Regions from separate parts of the Homo sapiens genome. Here region 1 is linked to region 2. Evidence: chromatin contacts called from ENCODE Hi-C or POLR2A ChIA-PET data. All regions are on one chromosome and are shown on one strand. Each heading gives the region's core, a stretch centred on a gene start or an enhancer-like site at or near the end of the contact. The rest is flanking DNA. Distances are from core to core; before and after follow the strand shown. Region 1 overlaps MECR (mitochondrial trans-2-enoyl-CoA reductase). Region 2 has its middle 16 kb from the start of EPB41.

Region 1 (3,317 bases), core at 163-2,662, 310 kb before region 2:
AGCCAGAGAGGATGAGGATTTTATAATTGTGAGGACTGCAATTAACTCAGTGTATTCAGTAAACATTTTGTGAGCATCTGCAGCATGCTGGGCTTGAGGACACAGCAGTGAACAGACATGGTCTTTCTTCTCGTGAAGACTGCCATTTAGTAAGAGTGGCAACTATTAAACAGGTAAGTTCTTAGTTGGCCACAGCTTGGTCATTTTTCATGGTTCTGAGCTGCCTAGCTGTTGCTAAGCCCATAGCCAGCCTTTTCCCACGTGCAGCCAATCCCAGGGGAGACCAGACCAGATGGTGTGGATAGATCTTTGCCAACTGACTTTCTCCTTGGGAAATATGCAAAACCTTCCTGAGGAAGCACAGAGCCGTAGAAAGTGCACTGGCTTTGGAATCAGGGGGCAAGTTCTCTTTCCAGCTCCGCTGTATGACCTAATTTAAGTCACAGCTACTTTGAGCCTCAGTTTTTTCATCTCGAAAATGGGACTAATTGTCACTGCCTAGCATGTCTCAGCAGTACTCAACTGAGAATATATGCAATGATCTTTGCAAATGCCAAATTTCTGTATGCATTAGATCAGGAGTTGGCAAATTTTTATCTTAAAGGGCCAAATAGTAAATATTTTAGGCTTCGTAGGCTATATCATCTTTGTGACTACCCAACTCTACTATCGTAAACAGCCACAGGCAATATATAAACAATTGAGTGAACATGGCTGTGTTCCAATAAAACTTTATTTACAGGACCAGGCATGGTGGCTCATGCCTGTAATCCCAGCATGGGAGGCCAAGGCGGGCAGATCGCTTGAGTCCAAGAGTTCAAGAATGGCCTGGGCAACTTGGTGAAAGTCCATCTCTACAAAAAATTAGCGAAGTGTGGCAGCGTACACCTGTAGTCCCAGCCACTGGGGAGGCTGACATGGAAGGATAGCTCGAGACCAGGAAGCAGAAGTTGCAGTAAGCCACACTCCAACCTGGGCAACAGAGTAAGACTCTTGTCTCAAAACAAAAAAAAAAAAAACCCTTTATTTACAAAAACAAGTGGTGAGGCAGATTTAGCCCACAGGCCACAGTTTGCTGACCCCCAAGTTCAACAATGGAGATGGTTAAGGGTCAGTTGCATATGACTGAGGAATTGGGAATCCTCAGAGCTAAAGTCTGGGAATTAGCATCATTAAAGGAAAACAATGTGTGTTATACACCCACTGTGTACTAGGCATAGTGATAGTCTCTGTACAAATGTCTTTAGTTTAATCTTCACACTATGACATAAGTGTTACTCTCTGCATTTCACAGATTAGGGAAATGGAAACTCAAAAAAGGTGAAGTGATCATTCAAAGTCACACACTAGTGAGTGGTAGAGCCAGGGTTTTTAAGCAGGTCTCTCCAACTTCAAGCCTAAGAGTTCTACTTGAAACCCTGAAAGCCCTTGTCTCTGACCACGGGTGCTGCCTCCCTCCCACCCAGAGTCTCTTGAGAAGAGGATTAGGGACTGCTAAGCCCCAGAAATCCATATCAAGGGTTGGATTTCCATTGTCGTGCCATAAGGGGAATTAGAAAATGCCCTGGATTTCATACATAGAAAGCCCTGCACTAAGCATTTGGTGCACGGTAGAGTACAGTAAGTGTTAGCTGAGATGAATGGGAACGATGATTTGAAGGCCAGTCCGGGGGAAGCCCACAGGATGCTGGGGCACTTCCTGGATTACAGAGGAATCCTCGCCTTTTCAGTCTCTTATTTTCTCAGCCATAGACCTACTCTAGGATTGACACAGCCTTCTATAAAAAGTGTTCCTGGGCCGGGTACAGTGACTCATGCCTATAATCCCAGCACTTTGGGAGGCCAAGATGGGCGGATCACGAGGTCAGGAGATCGAGACCATCCTGGCTAACACAGTGAAACCCCATCTCTACTAAAAAATACAAAAAAATTAGCCGGGTGTGGTGGCGGGCACGTGTAGTCCCAGCTACTTGGGAGGCTGAGGCAGGAGAATGGCGGGAGCCTTGGAGGCAGAGCTTGCAGTGAGCTGAGATCGTGCCACTGCACTCCAGCCTGAGCGACAAAGCAAGACTCCATCTCAAAAAAAAAAAAAAAAGTGTTCCTGCCTCCTGTCCCCAGTTCTTGGTCCCTAAAGCCCACATTGACATCCCCGTTTCCTATAGCACAGTTAGTGATTACCCAGGCTGCCCCCTGCTTCCCACAGCTGACCCACATAGGACCAGGACACCATTAGAATCCCAGCAACTGGATAGTGAGCAGGCATGCCCAAGAGCTTTGGAAGCATAGGCCAAGGGCCCCGAGCTGCCACTGTGACCAGATGCTGAGCCAACAAGGCTCCAAGCAATTTCCCTAAGGTGACACAGTGAGGACACTGTGGAACCAAGGCTGGAGTCTCTCTGACTCCAAAGCCTACCCTCTTCACCCCTTCTTCATACAAGATCCTGCCTGTGTGAGTGCAGACCCCTCACGCAGTCCTCACCAAATCCTATTGATTCTGTCTTTAAAATAGAACTCAAATCCATCTTCTGTTCCTCATCCCCACTGCCAAAGTCCCAGACTAGGCAGCCATCATCTCATACCTCGACCCCCACAAAGACCTCTGGCTTCCACGCTGCCCCTCCCCACTCCACAGTCTTCACCCAGCAATAAAGTGATCTTAAAGCATACATCGGATCATCTCAGTCTCCTCTTAAAGCTTGTTACAGGCTTCCCACTCACTCATTCACTAAAACAAGATCAGTTCTCCATACCACAGTGCTGAGGTCATGTTCTCATACCACAGGTTGTGACCCATTCGAGAAATCAATCTAGTGAGTTGCAAATAGCACTTTTTAAAATTAAAGTTGAGCAGAAAAGAATGAAAAATAGCAGAGTATCACACATAGTAAGGGTAAGTATTCTGTGAAACACAGGCTTGTGTTACACGTACATTCATGTATGTATATGTACGAATTCACAGTGGAACTCATGGTTACTGTGGGTCAGAATTCTGAAAGTCTAATATCACCTGCCCGGCCCCTGCTGCATCAGCCAGGCCAGCCATGTCTCAAGCCACTCTTCCCATCACTCTCCACCCTGCGGTGCAGCATCATCCCATCCCAGTCCTTTGTCCTGCTACAGCATCTCTGCATCTGCTGCATGCCCTACCTAAGATGTTCTTTGTGTGCTCTGAGACGGTAGCACCTCTATCCTTTCACTCTTAGCCTGTCACCTCCTCAGAGAAGTATCCTTGACTCCCATCTAAAGTAATTCTCTTGATGTTCCTGTCTCTTTATAATTTATCATTATCATATCTGCTTTTTTTCACCTGTTCGACT
Region 2 (3,366 bases), core at 14-2,513:
TTTAATTTAGCCCTTAAATAATCCTATGAGAAGATGCTAATATTTTCCCCACGTTATAGGGGAAAAAACTGAAGCTCACTTAGGTAAAACAACTTGCTAGAGGTCTCACAGCTGGTAAGGGGTGAAGCTGGGATTTAAACCAAAGTCTCTCTGCTCACAAATCCCTACTTTTAATCCTGTAGTATTAGTAGAAACCTCTGACCTCAATCCATCCCCTTCCTTTTTTAAATCAGAAAATGAAGGCTCAGGAAGGGTAGGTAATTTGCCCAAGATCTCACAGTGTGGAGAGCTAGGAGGGCTGGTGTTCCTTCCACTCTACCATTTTTGGGGCTGTGAACCAGGTTTTCTCTTTTAGGCCTATTTCCCAGCATCTGTGGAAGTCTTCAAGTCATCCTAGCTCCCGAGGATGGTTCCAAGTTCACAGTCCATCACTTTCCCCCCAGCCTAAGCCTGGATGGCATGGGGCCCTTCCTACTCTCTGCTTTTCTTGAGTGCCTGCAGTGGCATCATCGGAGGCTGCAAAAGGGAAACTGTCATGGGTGGGGCTAGAATGTCCCAGGAAAGGGGGAAGAGGGGAGGGAAGCATAACAGATGCTGAGCCTCCTGCTTTAAAACTGGCTTATCAGGTGTCATTTGTTCAATAGAAATCATAGCAGATATTCCAAGTCCCTAGATCAGGAAGGGGAAGGGCAGAAGAAGTTTTTAAGAGGCAGCAGCTCTAACAGTAGCTTCCTGCCACTGAGGACTCACTAGGTGCTTTCTGTACATTATTGCCGATCTTTATGGTAAAATCGGTGCCACTCTACAGTGCAGAAAACTGAGGCTCAGAGAGGTAAAGTGACAGCCAAGGCCACTGCACCACATGCATCTATGAGACAGTGCACAGAGGGTCTGGAGACCTGGGCTTCTACTGTGTGATCTTGCACTGACAGACACTTGCTTTGATCTGAGGTCCGTGTCTGTTCCATAAGGGACTTGGTGGCTAGCGTCTGTTGCATGATCCAGAAGGCTGAGGGATCCAGCTCTACCCCGACCACTGGACCTCCAGAAATACTGAACATCACACTCTTCACGAAAGCACCAGAAAAAAAGGGCTTCCTTATCCACTCCCAGAGGAAAAAAAAAATAAAGCTATTTTCTAAATATGTGTCCTGTTTCAAGGCTGCTGCTGGCTTTGGCCTCCAGCCAGGGCAGGGCATCTAGTGCAGGGGGTGGGAGAGTGCCCAGGCCTCAGGACTGAGAATCCTGGGGCCCAAGGCCAAGGCGGGCAAGGGGCAGGAGGGGAGCCAGCTTGGCAGTGGGCCAGCACCCCTCTGAAGACTTGGGCTTGTTTCTTAATCTTTTCCTTCCTTTCTTGGCTAGAACGGGCTGCCAGGAGAGGTAAAGGGGAAGCAGTGGGTGGGGCCAAGGAGATTGAGGAGTCTAAATAATGATGGCTTAATTAGCTCCTGTTTATGGGTGCCCAATATATACAGACACTGGGCCAGGCCATTTGTGGAGATTATCTCATTGAAGCCTCCGCCCTTCTCTGGGAGGAAAGCCTGCTGTTCCCACTTCACTGAGGTGGAAACTGAGATAGACAGGGTATGTGAGTGACTGGAGGCCACATGGCTTTTCAGTGGCAGGGCTGGCAGGGCAGCCAGGTTATTGACTCCTGAGAGAGGCAGCCACTTGATCTGGCTGGGGTGGTGAAGATGAGGGGAGAAGGTGGGAACTCAAGGGGAGGAGCAGCATGGGAAGGTCCTGGTTGTCTCTCTGAGCAGAACAGGCAGTTGTGAGGGTGCAGGAAGGAGAGGGGAGCCAGTGACATCCCCAAAGGTCTGCCTGACGTGGGCCCTACTTCCCTGACCAGCCTCATCTCCTGTCACTGCCAGCCTTTCCCTTTGTGCTCCAGCCACACCAACGACAGTGCTCATCTATCCTGAGCACAGTATGCAGTCTTGAGCCTTTGTACATGCCATTCCCTGTACCTAGAAAGTTGTTCCTGCCATTGCCTACCTAGAGAGCTCTTACTCATCCTTCAAAGCCCAACCTAGCTCTTTTCCCCTTGATGCCCCTGAGTTAACCACCTGCTCCCCTGGGCTCACTCTGCACATGGCAGTTCGTCCTTAAGGAGCAGGAACACTGAGTGAGTCACCTTTGTGCCCCCAGAACCTAGCCCATCAGCTCTCAATAAATGTTTACTGTCTGTAGTTGTATTTTATCACTGAATCTTCGAGGCAAGCAAAACAGGTTTTCTTATTCTCACTTTCAAGGCAAGGAAAAGGAGGGCAAGAGAGAGGGAGTGATGGGAGTGCCTTCTTTCTTTCCTTCCTTTCCTTCCCTTCCTTTCTTCCCTTCCCTCCTGTCCCCTCCCCTCCTCTCCCCTCCTCTCCCCTCCTCTCCCCTCCTCTCCCCTCCCCTCCCCTTCCCTTCCCTTCCCTCCGCTTCCCTTCCCTTCCTACCTTCCTACCTACCTACCTACAGGGGTTTCACTTTGTCACCCAGGCTGGAGCATAATGGTGCAATCACAGCTCACTGCAGCCTCAACCTCCTGGGCTCAAGGGATCCTCCCACCTCAGCCTCCCAAGTAGCTGGAATGACAGGCACATGCACAACGCCCAGCTGATTTTTGTATTTTTTTGTAGAGATGGGGTTGCTCCATGTTCCCTAGGCTTGTGTTGAACTCCTGGGCACAAGTGATCCTCCTGCCTCAGCCTCCTAAAATGTTGGGATTACGGGTGTGAGCCACCAGGCCTGGTGATTCCTGAGGTGGCACAGACACTCAGTAACACTGGTAGGTCTAGAACCCAGGGCTTTTCTGCACCACACAGCTCCTGCCTGGCCCCCACCCCAAAGAGGTCTCATCCCTACCAGACCTACCAGGGTCACCACAAGGGACCCCTGAGATAGGAGTGGGTACCCTGGGCCCTGGTGGCCACAGGCCTTGCCCCAGTGTCCAGCTCAGACATAGCTGCTGCCTGGGAAACTGAGGGGAAAGGTAGTGAGAGCAGCTGAATGGCTTTTACCCTCAACCCAGCTCTGCCTCCTCCTCCCAGATATGTCCCTCAGCCAGAGACCCCAGTGGGCCCCATTGGCCCCAGGCCCCAAGATCTCCCTCTGGCCCTCTCCTCTCCTCTCTGGCCACTGCAGTTCATTATCACGCCCTGCTGGCTCTGCCTCCTAAACAGACTTCACATCGCTGCTCCTTATCCCATGGCACAGTCCCCAGCCCAAGATCTCGGCATCTCTCACCTGGACAGTTCCTCCTGCCCCTGTCCCTGCCCCTCCCTGCTTACTATCCAGTGACTCTCCATTGCCATAGGTCAAGTCCTCACTCATTGTCTTGAGCCTGTCTCTTCAGCTGCATTCCCCCAAGTGCAGGCA

Evidence for each region. A loop is a pair of places that touch in the nucleus more often than their neighbours do. ChIA-PET counts read pairs that join two places held with the same protein, here RNA polymerase II (POLR2A). Pooled maps may share reads with other maps.
Region 1: a loop to region 2 is called in a map of breast epithelium, with 5 times the contacts of the local background. The contact joins two enhancer-like sites. A Hi-C loop is called at or near these places in 113 of 168 maps with a recorded cell type or tissue (A673, B cell, CD14-positive monocyte and 66 more), 37 of 37 single-sample maps with no recorded cell type and 50 of 50 pooled maps. POLR2A ChIA-PET finds 5 or more read pairs at or near these places in 14 of 52 experiments (A673, AG04450, CD4-positive, alpha-beta T cell and 10 more).

The regions. Positions count from the first base shown.
Region 1 is chr1:29,208,791-29,212,107 of GRCh38, reverse strand. All of the region lies in intron 3 of MECR (mitochondrial trans-2-enoyl-CoA reductase), which reads left to right. Among named protein-coding and RNA genes, the nearest start is that of MECR, 20 kb to the left of the region's middle. RefSeq lists enhancers at 1,500-1,619, 2,388-2,889. Within about 2 kb of position 1,412, at least 2 of the 41 ENCODE cell types and tissues checked have a DNase peak (open chromatin) inside an H3K27ac peak, as active enhancers do.
Region 2 is chr1:28,896,643-28,900,008 of GRCh38, reverse strand. It overlaps a transcript of EPB41 not described here. Among named protein-coding and RNA genes, the nearest start is that of EPB41, 16 kb to the left of the region's middle. Within about 2 kb of position 1,263, at least 4 of the 41 ENCODE cell types and tissues checked have a DNase peak (open chromatin) inside an H3K27ac peak, as active enhancers do.